Regions from separate parts of the Homo sapiens genome. Here regions 1, 2 and 4 are each linked to region 3. A link is a contact called in ENCODE Hi-C or POLR2A ChIA-PET data. All regions are on one chromosome and are shown on one strand. Each heading gives the region's core, a stretch centred on a gene start or an enhancer-like site at or near the end of the contact. The rest is flanking DNA. Distances are from core to core; before and after follow the strand shown. Region 1 holds the start of ZNF836 (zinc finger protein 836). Region 2 holds the start of ZNF766 (zinc finger protein 766). Region 3 holds the start of ZNF765-ZNF761 (ZNF765-ZNF761 readthrough). Region 4 holds the start of ZNF616 (zinc finger protein 616).

Region 1 (5,221 bases), core at 1,803-4,302, 1.2 Mb after region 3:
CTCAGTCTGAGTAGATGGGATTACAGGCGCCCACCACCATGCCGGGCTGATTTTTGTATTTTTGGTAGACACTGGGTTTCACCATGTTGGACAGTCTGGTCTTGAACTCCTGACCTCAGGTGATCTACCCACCTCAGCCTCCCAGAGTGCTGGGATTACAGGCGTGAGCCACCATGCCCAGCCCTTTTTTAAGATTTATATTTCTTTCTTACTTAATTACCTACTCATCTGAAGGAAATTTTTTTTTTTAAGACGGAGTATCACTCTGTCCCCAGGCTGGAGTGCAGTGGCGCGATCTCGGCTCACTGCAACCTCCACCTCCCAGGTTCAAGCGATTCCCCTGCCTCAGCCTCCCAAGTAGCTGGGTCTACAGGTGCGTGCCACCACGCCTGGCTAATTTTTTGTATTTTTAGTAGAGACGGGGTTTCACCATGTTAGCCAGGATGGTCTCGATCTCCTGACCTCGTGATCAGCCCCCGTCAGTCTCCCAAAGTGCTGGGATTACAGGTGTGAGCCACAGCCCCCGGCCTTGGAAAAATATACATTTTTTAAATTTTATCTACTTTACAGTTTGGGCGGCCAAGGCAGGAGGCTCACTTGAGCCCAGGAGTTCAAGACCAGCATGGACAACAACGTGAAACCCTATCTCTACAAAAAATTTGAAAATTAGTCAGGTGTGGTGGCACATGCCTGTAGTGCCAGTGTATTAGTTTGTTCTCACATTGCTATAAAGAAATACCTGAGATTGGGTAATTTATAAAGAAAAGAGGTTTAATTGGCTCATGGCTCTGCAGGCTGTACAGGAAGCATGATGCTGGCATCTGCTTGGCTTCTGGAGAGGCCTCAGAAAACTTACAATTATGGCAGAAGGTGAAGGGGAGGCAAGTACTTCACATGCCCAGACAGGAGGAAGACAGAGAATGGGGAGGTGCCACACACTGTTTTTTTTGAGCCTAGGTTGGAGGGCAGTGGCACGATCTTGGCTCACTGCAACCTCCGCCTCCCGGGTTCAAGCGATTCTCCTGCCTCAGCCTCCCAAGTAGCTGAGATTACAGGTGCGTGACACCACACCCGGCTAATTTTTCTTTTTTTTTTTTTAAGAGACAGAGTCTCACCCTGTCACCCAGGCTGGAGTGCAGTGGCGCGATCTCGGCTCACTGCAAGCTCTGCCTCCCAGATTCAAGCAATTCTCCTGCCTCAGCCTCCCGAGTAGCTGGCACTAAAGGCATGCGCCACCACACCTGGCTAATTTTTGTATTTTCAGTAGAGATGGGGTTTCACCATGTTGGCCAGGCTGGTCTCAAACTTCTGAGCTCAAGTGATCCATCCACCTTGACCTCCCAAAGTGCTGGGATTACAGGCATGAAGCACTGCTTCCAGCCAAATTTCCTCTTATCAAAACATCAGTCAGATTGCATCAGAGCCCATTCTAACAAGCTTAGTTTAACTTAATAGCCTCTAAATGCCCTATTTCAAAATACAGTCATATTCTGAGGTACTGGGTGTTAGAACTTAAAGACAATGATTTATTTTATTTTATTTATTTATTTATTTTTTGAGACAGAGTCTCGCTTTGCCGCCCAGGCTGGAGTGCAGTGGCTGGATCTCGGCTCACTGCAAGCTCCGCCTCCTGGGTTCACGCCATTCTCCTGCCTCTGCCTCCGGAGCAGCTGGGACCACACGCACCCGCCACCACGCCCGGCTAATTTTTTGCATTTTTAGTAGAGACAGGGTTTCACCGTGTTAACCAGGATGGTCTCGATCTCATGACCTTGTGATCCGCCCGCCGCGGCCTCCCAAAGTGCTGGGATTATAGGCATGAGCCACCGCGCTTGGCCAACAATGATTTTTTAGGGACGTGATTCAGCTCATAACATTCTGTACTCTGGACTCCCAAAATTCATGTCCTTCTCACATGCAAGATCCCTTCACCCCCATCCTAACATCTCAAAAGTCTTATTATTATTATTTTTTGAGACAGAGTCTCACTCTGTTGCCCTGGCAGCAGTTCAGTGGTGCAAAGACAACTCATTGCAGCCTTGATCCCCTGGGCTCAAGAGATCCTCCCACCTCAGCCTCCCAAATAGCTGTGACTATAGGCGTGAGCCACCATGCCTGGCTAATTTTTGTATTTTTTGTAGAGACAAGGGTCTTACTATGTTGCCCCAGGTTGGTCTTGAATTCTTGAGCTCAAGCAATCCTTCCACCTTGGCCTCCCAAAGAGCTGGGATTACAGGCCAGAGCCACTGCTCCTGGCCCATTTCAAAAGTCTTAATCCATTTCAGTATCAAACTCTAAGGCCCAAATATTACCCAAATATTATCTGAATCACATATGGGTGAGACTCAAAGTGTGGTTCATCCTGAGGCAAAATTTCTGTCCAGCTGTGAAACTGTGAAGCCAAAGAAGCTATTTGCTTCCAAAATACAATGGTGGGACAGGCACAGGATAGACCGTCAGCCCTGGAAACCACCCTTCTACTCTGTTACTGTAATTTTGATGTTTGTAGATTGCACATGTAAGTAAGCACATGCAGGATTTGTCTTTCTGTGTCTAGCACATTTCGCTTAGCATAATGTCTTCAGGGTTCCTGGATCCAGCCACGGCTGCACATCAGATCTTCACGGAGATCCTAGTTCCCTGACTACTGAGTAACTTCAGCCTTAACTGGCTTCAGCCTCACTGGCAAGACCCGATGGAGTCCACCAGGCTCGCAAAAATCGATTTTGACTTAAATCAGTTCAACTTGACAAGAAGAAAACATCTTAGTTTCCAACAGAAGTGGACCACAACTTTAAGCTTTGACCTTAAAGTCTAAAACATTAACTTAAAATAGGCAGGAAGCAACGCTGCTTCACAGGACAAGAAATAGTCACAAATACTCCTAAATCGGGAGAACAAAGACTTGCTGGGTGGAAGGCAGAGCGAATAACAGGCCCCGCCCACCAAACAGGTCCCGCCCACACCGCCCGTCCCGCTTAGCCCACCTGGCCCCGCCCACTACCGCATCAGCCTTGCCCCACCCTTTCAGGGTTCCCAAATCTGGCCAGTCTTTCTGCCCTTTCCCTTGCGGGTCGCACCCCGCCCAGGCCCCTCTCCCGCCCCAGGTCTCTCAGTCTTTTTTCTCAGGGCGTGTAGCTTCCTGCACACCCGGAAGCAGATCGCGCGGGGAAAAGATCACAGCGCTGCGCGTCAGTTTCCGTCTACCTGGACTAAACATTTGCTTCGCCCCGTCTGCCTGAATCGAACGTGCACTTGGCAGTCTTCCCTTGTCCATACCCGTTTCCTGGGGATCGCTACGGACCTTAAAATACCAGCAACAGCCCCTTCGCCCCAAGTAAGTCTGATAATTGCTTCCCTTTCGGTTTAAAAATCTCTCTGAGGCTGTTCCTTGCTCCCTGCCTTTCTGCCTTAGGACCATGTAGACAACCCCACTCAGGTCGTGTTCCTGCTTAAAACCCTTACTGACCTCTGCTTCGGCCCTGCGCCAAGTCGAGTCCTCACTCGGGAGGTGGATTCCCGCCCGTTGCGACCCCGGAGCTTCTCCGTCGTCAGCCCCTGGAGGGGAGCGCCCGCCGTCCGGCTCCTGAAGGAGTCGCTTCTCCTCCCAGGTCCTGGGATTCTGCAGACCCTCCCTGTCCTGAGACACCGTACCCCCTGCCACCTTGTGTCCTCCTCACGCCGGGTCCTTTCGCTCCCCAGGCTTCCCCTTCACAGCCACTGCTTTTCTCGATCCCCCCCTTGGGGGAGGTCACCTGAGTCTTGTGACACCCAGTGTTCTTCCTTCCCAAATTTTACTCCACTGGAAAATATGCTTTTCCGGGAGGTGGGCATCCTATTCCTCCCCTTTCTTACTGAATGTGTGGGTGAGAGGGATCAGGAGAGGAAAAGAAGGGGAGCGACGGAGCAAAAGGAAAGACCGAATAGAAGAGAATGAGGGAGACCCATAAATACACGGCAAAATGGATGATAATTTAGGGATTTGCAAAGAGACAGCAAGAGTGAAAGAGAACGAATGGAGAAAGAAGCAGGGGGAGGAAAGCACACAGAGAAATTTAGAAAAAAAGGGGGACCTTCAGAGAGATGAAAGGCAGCAAAATAGAGTGGGGCGGCAAAGGAGGAGGCACTGCAGACAGACAGTGGGGAGAAGGTGAAAGAGTTGGAGCCGCAGCCGACAGAGCTACGTGGTGCTGGGACTGAAAGAGAGGGAGAGAGGGCAGTGGGTGACAAGCAGAGTAGAGGGAGAACCACAGCAGGGAGGAAGCCTAGGGAGTTGGGGGTGCTAGAGAGTGGGAACAAAGGAGGTGTAACAGGTAAGAGGGAATTTTAACAAGGAGAGCAGAGAGGGAGCTCAGATGGGGAAAAAGAGGCGGAAATACGTGGAGATTGGGGACAATCAGAAAGATTGGGGAGAAAGAGCTACGAGAGGTGAAGTAAGTTGCAGAGCATCGGGCAGAACAGACATAAAGAGGAGAAAAACAGAAAAGGGGAGGAAAGGTGCAGAATGAGAGAGGGACACACACAATAGTGAAGAAAGTGGGAGAGGACCCCATCCAGATGAGCGATGAGTTGATTGGATATGGATGGTGGTTGTAATATTCTAATTTGTGACTTTATACTCTAATTTAAAATTCATTTCTTTAAATTGTACTCGTGAGGATGAAAATTACCACTCTTTTCTGTAAGGCTTGTGCATTTTGTATTTATTTGTATCAAAAGATATTTGGAATTTCTGTTTAGCCAGAGAGCATTTAAATTAAGTCATTCGTGGTAACTCTTTTCTTCCCTGGGATGGGGTAGAGGATAGAGTAACTGAGAAATGGGGCGATAAATGACTGTCACTGTCACTACAAGGTATGTCTTTTTTTTTTTTTTTTCTTTTTTGAGACAGGGTCTTGCTCTGTCAGACTAGAGTACAGTGCCATGATCTCCGCTCACTGCAGCCTCAACCTCCTGGGCTCAAGCAGTCTTTCTGCCTCAGAGTGCTGGGATTACAGACGGGAGCCACCACGCCAGGCCTACGAGGTATATCTTTGTATGAGTATTCAGAGTCTTATTTTTTTTTGGTAATGGATTTGCTTTTTTCTTTTTTTGGGACGGAGTTTCGCTCATGTTGCCCAGGCTGGAGTGCAATGGTGCCATCTCGGCTCACTGCAATCTCCGCCTCCCAGGTTCAAGTGATTCTCTTGCCTCAGCCTCACGAGTACCTGGGATTACAGGC
Region 2 (4,809 bases), core at 1,817-4,316, 1.1 Mb after region 3:
GTACTAAAAAATAAAAAAATTACTCAGGTGTGGTGGTATGCACCTAGAGTCCCAGCTACTTGGGAGGCTGAGGCAGGAGGACCTCCTGAGCCCGGGAGTTCAAGGCTGCAGGGAGCTATGATTGCACCACTGCACTCCAGTCTGGGTGACAGACTGAGACCGTGTCTTAAAAACAAAAACAAAAATGAAAAAGACCTAAATCATGGGACACTCCCACATTCAGAGAAGACAGCTTCAGGAGACACCAGCAGAGGAAACTGGTAACACAAAAATCTGAAACAAAGTAATTAAACTTAGAGATGTCTTCAAAGCTAAGAAAAAAGAACAGGGAATGATCAGCTGTGCAACATGTTGCTAAGACGAAAAGATGAGGATAGGAAATTCAAAATTGGACTTCGAAACACAGAGATCACTGGTACCTCTGGGAAAAAAGGATCAAAGGAATGGTGGAGGTGAAAGCTTAATTGGAAGGGGGTAAATCAAGAACTGGAGGCAAGACTGAAGACAGAAATATAAACAAGATTTTAGTGTACTGTGTTCTCAAATGGAGCGTTGAAGAGGGGTACTCACTACAGGGAGAGATGTAATTAATAGAATATTTTTTATTTTAATCATGGAGGAGTGGCAAGAAAATGAAGGCTTCATCTGTGCTTTTTTTTTTTTTTTTTTTTTGAGACAGTCTCACTCTTGTCACCCAGGCTGGAGTGCGGTGGCATGATCTCAGCTCACTACAACCTCCATCTCGGCTCACTGCAACCTCCACCTCCTGGGTTCAAGTGACTCTCCTGCCTCAGCCTCCGGAGTAACTGGGAATACAGGTACGTGTCACCACACCCAGCTAATTTTTGTATTTTTAGTAGACATGGGGTTTCACCGTGCTGGCCAGGCTGGTCTGGAACTCCTGGCCATAAGTGATCCACCCGCCTTGGCCTCCCAAAGTGCTGGGATTACAGGCGTGAGCCATCGCACCCAGCCAGTGTGTCTGTGTGTGTTTTCATGGACAATACCTCCATGTGGGTGCACTAACCAAAGTAATCCCTTGAAGTAAATATTGGTGATGCCAGAGGAAGGATGTCACACTGTCCTGAGACTGTGAGTAGGGCTGGCACCTGGTGCACAATCGCAGGGTCAGCAACAGCCAGGGGGAGGGACAGACCATTCCCAGTTACTACTGAGTAGAGATCACAGGCCCTGAGACAGGTGGGTGGGCCGGTTGGAGATCTCTTCCCTTTACTGGTTGAGATGGAAATGTGCACGTGTTTTTCCGCATACTGACCAGTTCTCTGGCACACTCCCAGCTGGATGACCCACAATTTAACTCAATTTTGATAGTATCTACCTGGAGATAGAATCAGATCCCAGTTAAGGACTCAGTCCCACAAGACTGCCCCTCACCTCAGATATGGATAAAATTAACGGTTTCCAAAACACACTCCTCTATTTTGATTTGCTAGGATGGCTCTTCCACCTGTATCCTTTGTAATAACCTTTATAACTGATAGTAAACCTAAGTAAAATTTTCTCTGAGTTCTGGGAACCATTCCAGCAAATTAATAAAATGTGAGGAGGCCGGGCAAGGTGGCTCAAGCCTGTTATCCCAGCACTATGGGAGGCCGAGGTGGGCAGATCACCTGAGGTCTCAGGAGTTCACGACCCGTCAGGCCAACACGGTGAAACCCTGTCTCTACTAAAAATACAAAATTGGCCAGGCGAGCTGGCGGGCGCCTGTAGTCCCAGCTACTCGGGTGGCTGAGGCAGGAGAATCGCTTGAACTCAGGAGGCTAAGGTTGCAGTGAGCCGAGATTTTGAGCCCCTCTCCTCTCCCGCAGTTTCTCCCCTTCTTCCCTCTATTCCTTCTTTTCCACTTCATCTGCTCCATCTTGCAATTTTTTTCCTCTTGTTGCTCTTTCTCTCCAATCTTTTGATTGTCTCCAATCTCCATATATTTCTGCCTCTTTCTTCTCCCATCTGTGCTCCTCCTGTTAAATTCCCTCTTCTCTGTCACGCCCCCTTGTCCCTACTGTCTGGCAACCCCAGATCTCTGGGGTGGTTCTCCCTTTGCCCTCCTTGTCACCGGCTGCCCCCTCTTGCTGTGCCAGCACCACGCTGCTCGGTCTGCCCTGGCTCCAAATCCCTCCTCCTCTCCCCAACTTTGTCTGAGGAGCCTCCCGCTTTGCTGCCCCTCTCCCTACCTTGCTGTCCTTCATCTGTCTAGAAATAGAACTTTTCTCTACATTTCTCGAGTTGCTTTTCTCTCCCTGCTACTTCCTGGGGTGCTTCTTTCACTTTGCAAATCTCTCACCCTCCCTCTGCGTTGCCGTCTTGTTATGGATCTTCCTCATTATTTTCTCTCTAAATTTTTCTGTTTCCTCTACCTCGCTCTCCATCTCTCTTTCACTTCACATTCACAGGGAGGGGACTGGAATAAAATACCCACCTCCTCAAGAGCACAGTTTCCAATGGGAGGAATTTGGGACGGAAGAACACTGGGTGCCCTGAGATAGGTCCCGGCCACCTCCCCCAACACAGGATCCGGAGAAGCCGTGACTGCGAAAAGGCCTGGGGACAGAAGGGAACGGCCCAAGGAGGACTACGGCGGCAGGCAGATCAGGGGTGGGGTCTGCAGAATCCCCAGACCAGGCAGAGGACGCGGCCCCTCCCGAATGGCGGCTGCGGCGCTGCGCCCCAGGGGCCGACAAGGACGAGGCTTGGGACCCGGAGGGCGTGGATCCGCCTCGCAGGCGGGGACTTTACGTGGCGCGGGGCTGGCGGAGGGGTCACTGAAGGGTTTTAAGCAGGAAAACGGCGCGAAAGCAGCTGCCTACGCAGCCCTACGGCAGAACGACCGGAGACAGAACCAGCCCTAGGGCGATTTTAACACTCTGACGGGACGCATGAATTTACTCGGGGTGGAGAGAGCGGTGCGGGGATTTCAAGGTCTGTACCGCCCCCCACATCCCGGGTACAGAAGCGTGAGGGCACCGCTAAGCGAACACTTAATCTAAACAAAGGAAAACTCACGCGCCGCAGTTGCGCCATATCTCCACGCCATCCACTTCCGGGTCTGCAGGCGGCTGCGCGCGAACGGAGAGGCCGGGCCGGGGCGTGGCCAGCGACGTGGCGGGCGGGGCCTGAATACTTATTGGACGGGGCCTGCACTTCCCTCCTCCTATCTCTGGGCGTGTCTCGGTTTTCCGCGTTTTGCAAGCCACACTTGCCAGTCAGGCTGGAGCCGCTCCACGGTTTGTGACCTGGGATCTCACTAGGAGGGTCAACGTCTGTTGTTTGGATCCAGGAAAGTTCCCACAATTAAAATTAAGGAATTCAATTAAAATTTAGAAATTTAATTGAAAATCCCTTAAATTGTCTGTGAAAGGAATGCAAACTAAAATACAATATGCAAACTCAACCTGTGCAGAATGTGTAATTTCACGCTGACGCCCCACAGAATAGCATAGAAATCCTCTCCATTTCTATTCCCCATTCACTCTGGAGTAGAGAGTTCCAAAGAGTTTCCTGGGCCACATCTGGGGCGTGGAGTGCTAAGGCCGGTGAGAAGTCAGGTCACCAGCTATTGCTTTTAAAAAAGCAATAGAGGCCGGGCACGGTTGCTCACGCCTGTAATCCCAGCACTTTGGGAGGCCGAGGCGGTCGTATCACTGGAGGTCAGGAGTTCGACACCAGCCTGACCAAAATGGAGAAACCCCGTCTCTACTAAAAATACAAAAATTAGCCGGGCGTGATGGCACACGCCTATAATCCCAGCTACTTGGGAGGCTGAGGCTTAGGTCAATATTTTCTAAAAATACTGTAATTTCAGATTCACTTTAGGTGCATTCTGAAAGTAATAAGTAAACATACTTTTTATTTTAAAAATTATAATCTCTTAAATCTTGTTTGTTTTCTCTTCTTCAATGTACTGGCCCCTGTAGATAACAAAGCCCTTAAAATAGTCTTCAGAAGACAATTGTATTTATTGATCTAAAGAATAACTCTGCAGTAATTCTAAGTGTATTTGGTAGGCCGATTATTCTTTTATAGAACCCTGATAGAAGTAAAACTAGATTATCAAATTTTAAATAGCCTTACGTCTGCCGGCAATAATTTTATGGCAATATTTTTGAATTAACAGGTACTAATAAGTATGCTTTTCTCTGATATCTCACCCCCCCAACTTTTTTTTTCTTAAGACAGAGTCTAACTCTGTCATCCAAGCTGGAGTGCAATGGCACGATCTCAGCTCACTGCAACCTCCACCTCCTGGGTTCAAGCAATTCTCCTGCCTCAGGCTCTCGAGTAGCTGGGATTACAGGCGCGTGCCACCACGCCTGGCTAATTTTTGGATTTTTAGTAGAGATGGGGTTTTGCCATGTTGGCCAGGGTGGTCTCAAACTCCTGACCTCAGGTGATCATCTGCCCACCTTGGCCTGCAGAGTGCTGGGATTACAGGCGTGAGCCACCGCACCCGGCCTTATATCCCTATTTTTGGATCCCTTCATCCATCTTGAAGTATGATCATGTTTAGATATGAAAATGAACATATTTAAAATATTAGCAGGTTAAAATGAGGATATAGTGATATGTCACAAAGATGGATACGAGATGACATATCAGCATTTTTTATTTTTATTTTTTTCAGTTGGAGTCTCGCTCTGTTGCCCAGGCTGGTGTGCTGTGGCATGGCCTCCACTCACTGCAACCTCTGCCTCCCGGGTTCAAGCAATTCTCCTGCCTCAGCCTCCCGAGTAGCTGAGATTACAGGCGCCTGCCACCATGCCCAGCTAATTTTTTGTATTTTTAGTAGAGACG
Region 3 (4,656 bases), core at 374-2,873:
TATGCATTCATTCACTCCAAAAAACTAACAGGCAAGGCAAGGGTTAAAAAGAAAAGAAGAACAAGTTTTCCTCTGCCTAGCAAGCTCACTTCAAGGACAGTTATAAGATAACGCTTTTTGTGCAGCTGAAGCCAAAGGAATGAGCTCCAGAAAACCCCACTTTAGAACAAGAGTGAAGAAAAAAAAAGTCTGTATTTAGCTGTTCTTGTTTTTCTTTCAATGCAGCTACAAGACCACCAGCTATGCAAGGCCACAAGTTATGCTATGCTATAGATTATGTGACCAATCATTACATGATTAACTGCTTTTATTTTGCTTCTGTAAGCCTGCTTATAAAAACCCCACTCTGTCTTTGTTGAAATGCTCAGCTTTTTAGATGTAAATCCACTGAGCCGGTGCGTACCTTAAATAAACATCGTTCTGTCTCCCGCATACCGGTCTCTCTAGTACTTAGTTTCCCGCAACACCATCTCTGCGCCTCCTCTGCTCTCCCTGTTACATTCTCTCTTCCCTGTTATACCCTCATCCCCACTCTCTAGCACCCCAGATCCCCAGGTGTCCTCCCTGCTGTGCTTCTCCCTCTGTTCTCCTTGCCACCAGCACCACTCTGCTCTGTCTGCCCTGGCTCCAAATCCCTCCTCCTCTCCCTCACTCTGATGAGCCTCCCTCTTTGCTGTCCCTCTCCCTACCTTGCTCTCTGTCCTTCATCTCTCTGTACATCTACCTTTTCTCTACATTTCTCCAGTTGCTTTTCTCCTCCTTTTTTTTTTTTTCCCCCACATTTGCTGTGTCTGGCAAATCCCTCACCCATCCTCTACTTTGCCATCTGTTATGAGTCTTTTTTATTCTTCTTTTCTGTCTCAGGTTTTCTACTGCTCTACGTCTGTCTCCTGATCCCTTTAGCCTACACAAGCACCGGAGGCTTTGGATAAGACACAGGAGGGTTTGGAGCAAAACGCCTGCATCCCGGGGGAGCGCATTTTCCAGGGGCTGGAGCTGGGCAGGCAAGAACACCCCGTGTCACAGGACAGGCCCCGGGCACCTCCCTAACTCGGGCTCAGGGAAAGCAGTGACTGTGGAGGCGAACCTGGGGAGCAGTAGGGCCCGCAAAAGGAGGGAGGCGGCGGCGCCACGGCGCCTTAAGACAAGGGTGGGGTCTGCAGGATCCCAGGACCAGACAGAGGACGCGGCCTCCTTGGGGCTGGGGCCGCCGCGCTGCGTCCAGCTGCCAACGAGGGCGAGACTGGGAGGCGCTCAGGGAGGGAATTCACCTCTCGGGTGAGGACTTTAAAAAGCGCGGGACGGGAGGAGTCAGAAAAAGTTTCAGAGCAGGAAAACTACGTGATAGAAAGTGTATACATTGCCCTATAGCAGAAACACCCGGGACGGGACCAGCCTCAGGGGGACCTTAAACCCAAAAGGAAGCGACCCCCGGACTCTCACGGGGTCGTCTCAACTTGCTCTGGGTGAAGGAAGACGGCTGAGAATTTCCAGGTTAGTGGAGACCCCACGCCCCAGGTACAGAAGCGCCAGGGACCTGGGAAGCACAGACTTAATACAAAACAGAGCGAAACTCACCCGCGGCGGTGGGATAGTCACTCCACGCCGTCCGCTTCCGGGTCTGCGCGAAGCTGCGCGCGCAGGAAAGAAGCCAGGCCTGGGCGGGACCCGCGAGGAGGTGGGCGGGCTTGGGCGAGGTAGGGGCGGGGCAGAGAGACTTTACCCTTTAGAACCGACAGAGGGCGGGGCTGTGGCGGGACCTGTGAGTCTCTCAGCCTGGCTCCCAGGGCCTCAGTTTTCGGGTTTTGGAGGCGAGACCGGCCAGGAAGGCTGAGGCATGATTCAAAAGCCCTGGAATTGTCTGGAACGGGGATGCAAACTGGAATGTAAAATGCAAAGCCCTGCCTGGATGGAACGTACGATTTCATGCTGACAGCCCACAAAACAGAATAGAAATCCTCTCCCTTTCCAGTCTCCATTCACTTGGGAGGGAGAGTCCACCCTGTGCTCAGCTGCAGAGACTTCCCTAGGGCCACCGCCTGGGATGTGGGACGGAATGCTCAGGCCAGCGAGGAGTGAGGTCACCACCTTCTGGATAAACACAGCAGGGATGTGGGCGCGGGCGCGGGAGACTGAGGTCCCAGCTACTCAGGAAGCAGCGGCGGGAGGATTGCTGAGCCTGGGGGTCCAGGCCAGCCTGGGCGACAATGTAACACCCCCTCCCGCAGGGCTCCCTTCCTCGTCACTCTCTCTTTTTTTTCCTTTTTTTTTAAACGTTTTAAAATAAGAGTTTGATTGTGTGAGATAGGGATCTAACAGTATTCTTTTCCATGTGGATATCCAGTTAGTTGCCTCAGCACATTTTTGGAAGAGATTTATTCCTTTATTTATTTACTTATTTCTTTTGTTTTGAGACAGAGTATTTCTCTGTCGCCCAGGCTAGAGTGCCGTGATGGGATCTCGGCTCACTGCAGCCTCTGCCTCCTGGGTTTCAGCGATTCCCCTGCCTCAGCCTCCAGAGTATCTGCAATTACAGGCGCGTGCCACCATGCCCGGCTAATTTTTGTATTTTTGTAGACGAGTTTCACCATGTTGGCCAGTGTGGTCTCAAACTCTTGACTTTAAGGGATCCACCTGCCTGGGCCTCCTCAAAGTGCTGGGATCACAGGCGGGAGCCACCGCGCCTGGCCAAATACTTTTTACTTCACTTTCTAATTGTTAAGAAAATACAATTGAAAACGAAACAAAAAAATCTTCCCCCAAATGACAAAACATCTCCATGACGATAATAGAGAAAGAAATAAACACCATTTTATTAATAAGTAAGCCTTAGACCAGAATGTGATGGGAAATAGAGGCAAAGAGCTAAGAGGTTGAAAAAAGAGAAAGACACTTCACAGTTCTATACAACCCATTAAGTACATGTTTTCAAGATAAACACTAATCAGTCCTCAGGGAAAAGGACTTGACAACACCCTTGGTCACACATAGTTCATCCTGGCTCTAGTTGGTAATGGAGGTGACCATCTGTGTCAGCTAATTAGCTTCATGCAGAGGGAGGGGGAGAAACACTAACCCATGTCTTTTTGACAAGTGTGAGTTTTACAACATGGCTACAGGTGCCCTCTCTGGTGAGGCTCCTACAATGTGACAGAAACTGATGTCAGCAGTAAATAATAACATTTAGAATTTATGATTAAGTATAGAGTTTATCTGAACACAAAGCATGAGGATAGCCACCGGCAAACATCAACTCCTAATGAATGGGATCAACGTTCCCAAGTAGAGACGTTAAGGTTTCACACACAGGGAAAGACAGAGAAGTTTTAGGAGAATCAACACATTTTCCATTCAAGACCAGTGCATAGGTTGCAGCAAGTTGATTGGTGACGGAGTCATACACTTCAAGGAAGGTTATGTTATCACTCCATAAAAAGGGACAATGATCCCAGGAGGCCTTATCTCTGGGGCTGCTTAGTCTTCCTAGTTATTTACAGGAGAACTCTTTTCCTGTAAATAAGGGCAAGACTCGCCCAGGCTGGAGTGCAGTGGGGCGATCTCGGCTCACTGCAACCTCCACCTCTTGGATTCAAGCAGTTCTCCTGCCTCAGCCTCCCAAGTAGCTGGGATTACAGGCACACGCCACCATGCCTGTCTAATTTTTTGTTTGTTTGTTTGAGACAGAGTCTCGCTCTGTTGCCTAGGCTGGAGTGCAGTGACACGATCTCACCTGCTCACTGCAACCTCCACCTCCCGGGTTCAAGCGATTCTCCTGGCCCAGCCGCTAAATTTTGTATTTTTAGTAGTGACAGGGTTTCGCCATGTTGGGCAGGCTGGTCTCAAACTCCTGACCTTGTGATCCGCCCGCCTCAGCCTTCCAAAATGCTGGGATTACAGGCGTGAGCCACCGCGCCTCGCCTTTTGTTTTGCATTTTTAGTAGAGAGTGGGTTTTACCATGTTGGCCAGGCTGGTTCCGAACTTCTGACCTCAAGTGATCTGCCCGCCTTGACCTCCCAATGTGCTGGGATTACAGGCATAAGCCACCGCAGCCAGCCAGGAAAACTCGTAGAAGTTACGCCTGCGTTCCGCTGGACTCAGGTTGCATGAGCACATTCCTCTCAAGGTGTAGCAGGAGCAGCCGCGGATAAAAGCCCTCAGACACCCGGTTAAAGAAAGAAGTGGCTTTATTCAGCCGGGAGCATCGGCCAACTCACGTCTCAAGAACCGAGCTCTTTGAAGACTTTGTTTGGCCGGGAGTGTCGGCAGACCTGCCTCTCAAGAATTGAACCCCCCGAAGAAAGAGTTCCTGGCCCTTTTAAGGGCTTACAGCTCTAAGGGGTTCCACGGGAAAAGGTCATGACAGATTAAGAGCACATGTGGTTAGAGTTGGGGGGCAGTTAATCTTTTAACCTCAGGCCTGGTCATCAGTGGCGCTGGCTGGTCTTGTCACTGAATTCATTCCTGTTGTTTTTCAGCTTTTACTTCCTCCTCTTCAGAGACAGGAGACAGTAAGAGAAATGGCCTCTCTCCTCAAAGGCTCAGAATTATTTAAAGGCCATAGCTTTAAATTGGAATTATTTGATGTTTGAATTACTTAATTTCCTACTGAGATACAGGTACTGTCTCCCTTGTATTTTGCCTTTCAAAGAGAGCTC
Region 4 (5,166 bases), core at 1,368-3,867, 1.3 Mb after region 3:
ACAGGTTCTCCTTCCCTGCTGCCTAGACAGAGCTGATTCATCAAGACAGGGGAATTGCAAGAGAGAGTTTAATTCATGTGGAGCTGGCTGTACAGGAACCTGAAATTTTTTTATTACTCACATGAGTCTCCCTGAAAACTCGGGGATCAGGGTTTTTAAGGATAATTTGATAGGTAGGTGTCAGTGAGTCGGGAGTGCTGATTGGTTGGGTAGGAGACGAAATCATAGAGATCTGAAGCTGTCATTTTGCACTGAGTCAGTTCCTGGGTGGGGTCACAAGACCAGATGAGCCAGTTTATGGATCTGGGTTGGTGTCAGGTGATCCATCAAGTGCAGGGAATGCAAAATATCTCAAGCACTGATCTTAGGTTTTATAATAGTAATGTTATCCCCAGGAACAATCTGGGAAGGGTGAGAATCTTGTAGCCTCCAGCTACATGACTCCTAAACCATCATCTCTCACCTTGTGCCTAATTTGTTAGTCTTACAAAGGCAGTCTAGTCCCCAAGCAGGAAGGGGGTTTGTTTTGGGAAAGGGCTGTTAATGTCTTTGTTTCAAACTATAAACTAAGTTCCTTCCAAAGTTAGTTCAGCCTATGCCCAGGAATGAACAAGAGCAGCTTGGAGGTTAAAAGCAAGATGGAGTTGATTAGGTCAGATCTCTTTCACTGTAATAATTTTCTCAGTTATAATTGTGCAATGGAAGTTTCAGGTTCTGGATCAGGACCCCTTTCTGGTAACACAAGGATGGTTATGAATGCATCCAGATATCCAAAAAGTTATCTCTGAAAGCCAGAGATTTCCTTTCCCTATGGGTTCTTCCCTTGCATGTCAACCCAAGGATTCACTGGGGACCTAGAATTGTGCAGGGCAGTTAGGAAGAGAGAGACAAAAGAGAGAAGAGGTGAAGTAGTTTTGAAGAAGAGAAAGAAGGTCCCATGCAGCCTCAGTTTTTTTTCCAACAAACTTTTCATGCTGGGAAATAGGATCCTGGTTTATTTGTGGGAGGGATTTTATAGGAGGGTGAGAAAAAAATGCCCTTTGAGGGTAGAGTCTGTGGAGCCCTAATTGGGGAAAAGGAGTCAGCCTGAAAGGACCAGGAGAAAGCAAAGAGATAAAGCAAATAAGCTATAAATCTTTCTTCATGGTCCAGAACATATAAAAAAAAATAGAGGAAGCAGATAAGCTGTAGGTCTCTTTTTCTTTATGGCCAAGGACATATGGCCTTTCTGTGGAAAGAACGTAAATAAGTCACAAACTTTCTGCTTTCATTTATCATCAAACGCCTCAGCTAACAGAAGAATGCAAGTTAGCTCCCTGCTACCTTGGCCTCCCAAAGTGTGGGGATTATAGGCGTTAGCCACTGCACCCAACCAAATCTCCTCTTCTCATGGCTCACTGCAGCCTTCACCTCCTGGGCTCAAATGATCCTCCTTCCTTACCCTTCCGAGTTGCTGGGCCCACACGTGCAGGCCACCATGTCCAGATAATTTAATTTTTTGTAGAGAGGTCTGGCTATGTTGCCCAGGATGATCTCAAATCCCTGGCCTCAAGCAATTCTGACACCTCAGCTTCCCAAGTAGCTGGGACTACAAGAGTGCATTACCAAGCCTGGCTACTTTTTGTATTTCTTGTAGAGATGGGGGTCTCACGATGCTGTCCAGGCTGGTTTTGAACTCTTGAGCTCAAGTGACCTGCCCACCTGGGCCTCCAAAACTGCTGGCCCATCTCAAAAGACTTAATCCATTTCAGTATCAACTCTCAAAAGTCTTAATCCATTCCTGTATCAGCTCTTAGGGCAGAATACCCCCTAAATATTATCTGAACCACACATGGGTGAGAATCAAGGTGTGATTCATCCTGAGGCAAAATTTCTGCCCAGCTGTGAATCTGTGAGGCCAGAGAAGTTATCTGCTTCCAAAATATAATGGTGATAAAGGCATAGGATACATCCCCCAGCCCTGGTAACCACCCTTCTAATCTGTTACTGTAAATTTGACGTTTGTACTTTGCACGTGTAAAAGCACAGGCAGTATTTGTCTTTCTGTGTCTAGCATATTTCGCTTGGCATAATGTCTTCCGGGTTCCTGGATCCAGCCACGGCTCCACATCAAATCCCCAGCGAGATCCTAGTTCCCTGACTATTGAGTAGCTTCAGCATCATCGGCAAGAGTGGATGGAGTCCACCAAGCTTGTAAAAATCGGTTTTGACTTAGTTCAACTTGTTAAGAAATCATCTTAGTTTCTAATATAAGTGGACCACAACTTTAAGCTTTAACCTTAAATTTTGAAACATTAACTTAAAATAGGCAGGCAGCAACGCTGCTTCACAGGACAAGAAGTAGTCAGAAAACCAAAGACATGCTGCCTGTGAACCAGAGTAAATAACAGGCTCTATTTCGGCCCCGCTTACCCCATGAAACCCCGCCCCATCCTCCGCCGCGGCTCCGTCCCGCCCCACCTAGCCACGCCCACTGCCGCTCCGGCCCGGCTCCACCCTCTCAGGGTCCCTCCCCGAGTCAGGCCCCTCTTTCCGACCCGCCCCTTGCTGGTCGCGGCTCGCCCAGGCCCCGCCCCCTGGCCTCCCAGTTTTTTCTCTCCGCTAGCAGTTTCCGTCACTCCCGGAAGCAGATTGCGCCAGGGAAAGGCCTTATCGCTGTGTGTGTGTTTCAGTCTACGTGGATTAAACATTACTTCGCTCCGTCTGCCTGGATTAAACGTGCACTTTGCAGTCCTCACTTCTCCGTACCAGTGATCTGGGGATCGCTACGGACCTTAAAATACCCATAGCCCCTTCGCCCCTGCAACAGGCACTTCTCCCCACGTAAGTCCGAGAATTGCTTCCCTGTCGGTTTAAAATCTCTCTCAGGCTGTTCCTTGCCCCCTGCCTTTCTGCCATGTAGATAACCATGTCGATAACCCCATTCAGGTCGTGTTCCTGCTTAAAACTCTCATTGACCCCTGCTTCGGCCCCGGGCGAAGTCAAGTCCTCCCTCGCGAGGTGGATTCCCACCAGTCGAGACCCCCGAGCTTCGCCCTTGTCGACGCCTGGAGGGGAGCGCCCGCTGCCCAGCTCCTGAAGGAGCCGCTTCTTCTCCCAGGTCCTGGGATTCTGCAGACCCTCCCTGTCCTGAGACACCGTCCCCCGCGCCACCTAGTGTCCTCCGCGCGCCACCTAGTGTCCTCCTCACGCCGGGTCCTTCCCCTCCCCAGGCTGCCCCTTCACAGCCACTGCTTTTCCTGACTCCGCGTTGCAGGAGGTCACCCGAGTCTGTCTTGTGACACCCACTGTCGTTCCTTCCCAAATTTTTACTCCACTGGAAAATGTGCTCTTCCGGGAGGTGGGCATCGTATTCCTCCCCTTTCCTCCTGAATGTGTGGGTGAGAGGGATCAGGAGAGGAAAAGAGGGGGAGCGACGGGACAGAAAGAAAAACTGGGGAGAAAAGAATGAGTACACGGCAAAATGGATGATAATTTAGGTACTGGCAAAGAGAGCAAGAGTGCAAGAGGACGCATGGAGAAAGTAGCACGGGGAGAAAAGCACATAAAGAAATTAGGGAAAAGGGAGAGCTTCAGGGAGCTGAAGGGCAGCAAAATAGAGAGGGGCGGCAAAGGAGGAGGCACTGCAGTCAGACGCGGGGGGCGGAAAAGGTAAGAGTCGGAGCCGCGGCTGACAGAGCCACGTGGTGCTGGGACTGAAGGAGAGGGGAGTGGGTAACAAAGGAGAGTAGAGGGAGAACCACAGCAAGGAGGAAGCCTAGGAAGTTGGGGGTGCTAGAGAGTGGGAACAAAGGAGATGTAACAGGGAAAAGGGAATTTAACAGGGAAGAGGGATTTTAACAGGGAGAGCAGACAGGGAGCTCAGATGGGGGAAAAGAGGCAGGAATACGTGGCGGCTGGGGACAATGGGAAAGTTTGGGGAGAAAGAGCAACAAGAGGTGAAATAAATTTCGAAGCATTGGGCAGAATAGACATAAAAGAGGGAATAAAGAAAGGGGAGAAAAACAGCAAAGGGAAAAAAGACGTGCAGAATGAGAGCGGGAAACACATAGTAGTGAAGAGAGTGGGCGAGGACCCCACCCAGATGAGCTGTGAGTTGATTGGATATGGATGGTGGTTTTAATGTATTGATTTGTGACTTTATACTCTAATTTAAAATTTGTTTCTTTAAATTGTACTCATGAGGATGAAAATTACCACTCTTTTCTACAAGGCTTGTGCATTTTGTATTTGTTTATATCAAAAGATATTTGGAATCCCTATTTAGCCACAGGGCAGTGACTTGATTCAGTCATTTTGTAACTCTTCTTTCCAGGGAGGGAGTAGAGGATGGAGGAGGAGAGAAATAGGCAAGAAATGACTGACTGTCACTACAAGATGTATCTTTGGTTTTTTGTTTGTTTTTTCTCTTTTTGAGACAGGGTCTCTGTCGCCCAGGCTGGAGTGCGGTAAAATTATATCGGCTCACTGCAGCCTCTCAGCTGCACTCCATCCTCCTCAGCCCCTGAAGGTGCTGGGATTACATGTGTGAACCACCTCTACAGGCCTACAATGTATGTCTTTGAAGGAGAGTTGAGAGTGTTGGTTTTTTGTTTTGTTAATGGATTTACTTTTTTCCTTGTAGTTGCTTTACAGTTAATTCATTGTTATTTTGGAAGCTTGATTTAAATTTTAGTTTATTCAGTTTCTTCTATAATTACTAACTTCTGAAATAAGATTTGATGTCATCCTGTAATCAGCTGATGTCATTAATTTCTCAATATTGCCTTTTTTTAACTTTTACCCCATAATTTATTAGATTTTTCAAAAACTTTCCAAACTGTTAAAGCGTCCAGTGCGGTAAACTCACCACGAAGTACATTAGATTCCTCAGAACTTCTTCATTTTATAACTGAGAATTTGTACCCTTTGACCAACATTTCTCCACTTTCCCCACCCAGCATCCTGTGGTAACAACTGTTCCGCCTTATTACTATGAATTGGACTTTTTTAGATTCTACTTGTGAGAACATACAGTAGTTGTCTTTGTGTGTCAGTCTTATATCGCCCAGCATAATGTCCTCCAGATTCATCCATGTTGTTGGAAATAGCAGGATTTTATTTATTTTTATTTTTATTTTTTATTTTTGAGACAGAGTCTCGCTCGCTCTGTCGCCCAGGCTAGAG

The links. Hi-C counts contacts between places; a loop is a spot of excess contacts on that map. ChIA-PET counts read pairs that join two places held with the same protein, here RNA polymerase II (POLR2A). Pooled maps may share reads with other maps.
Region 1: a map with no recorded cell type shows a loop between it and region 3 (10-fold over the local background). The contact joins the promoter of ZNF836 here to the promoter of ZNF765-ZNF761 in region 3. A Hi-C loop is called at or near these places in 1 of 37 single-sample maps with no recorded cell type and 8 of 50 pooled maps. POLR2A ChIA-PET finds 5 or more read pairs at or near these places in 1 of 52 experiments (A549).
Region 2: a loop to region 3 is called in a map of PC-9, with 20 times the contacts of the local background. The contact joins the promoter of ZNF766 here to the promoter of ZNF765-ZNF761 in region 3. A Hi-C loop is called at or near these places in 1 of 168 maps with a recorded cell type or tissue (PC-9) and 8 of 50 pooled maps. POLR2A ChIA-PET finds 5 or more read pairs at or near these places in 1 of 52 experiments (A549).
Region 4: a map of naive thymus-derived CD4-positive, alpha-beta T cell shows a loop between it and region 3 (12-fold over the local background). The contact joins the promoter of ZNF616 here to the promoter of ZNF765-ZNF761 in region 3. A Hi-C loop is called at or near these places in 1 of 168 maps with a recorded cell type or tissue (naive thymus-derived CD4-positive, alpha-beta T cell), 1 of 37 single-sample maps with no recorded cell type and 7 of 50 pooled maps.

The regions. Positions count from the first base shown.
Region 1 is chr19:52,169,452-52,174,672 of GRCh38, reverse strand. ZNF836 (zinc finger protein 836) reads left to right here and starts at 3,052. Exons shown (of 5, transcript NM_001102657.3): 1 at 3,052-3,337; 2 at 4,892-5,025. RefSeq lists a silencer at 2,884-2,933 and an enhancer at 3,514-3,653.
Region 2 is chr19:52,267,844-52,272,652 of GRCh38, reverse strand. ZNF766 (zinc finger protein 766) reads right to left here and starts at 3,066. Exons shown (of 4, transcript NM_001010851.3): 1 at 3,022-3,066. The coding sequence starts at 3,039. LOC124904763 (a long non-coding RNA gene) reads left to right here. Exons shown (of 4, transcript XR_007067331.1): 3 at 680-818; 4 at 2,412-3,409. RefSeq lists enhancers at 2,060-2,129, 2,563-2,857, 2,780-3,325 and a silencer at 3,040-3,269.
Region 3 is chr19:53,392,116-53,396,771 of GRCh38, reverse strand. It overlaps ZNF765-ZNF761 (ZNF765-ZNF761 readthrough), which reads right to left and starts at 1,623. Exons shown (of 13, transcript NM_001350496.2): 1 at 1,579-1,623. ZNF765 (zinc finger protein 765) reads right to left here and starts at 1,623. Exons shown (of 4, transcript NM_001040185.3): 1 at 1,579-1,623. RefSeq lists a silencer at 1,554-1,753.
Region 4 is chr19:52,137,389-52,142,554 of GRCh38, reverse strand. It overlaps ZNF616 (zinc finger protein 616), which reads left to right and starts at 2,617. Exons shown (of 4, transcript NM_178523.5): 1 at 2,617-2,823. RefSeq lists silencers at 2,322-2,371, 2,382-2,661 and an enhancer at 2,782-3,021.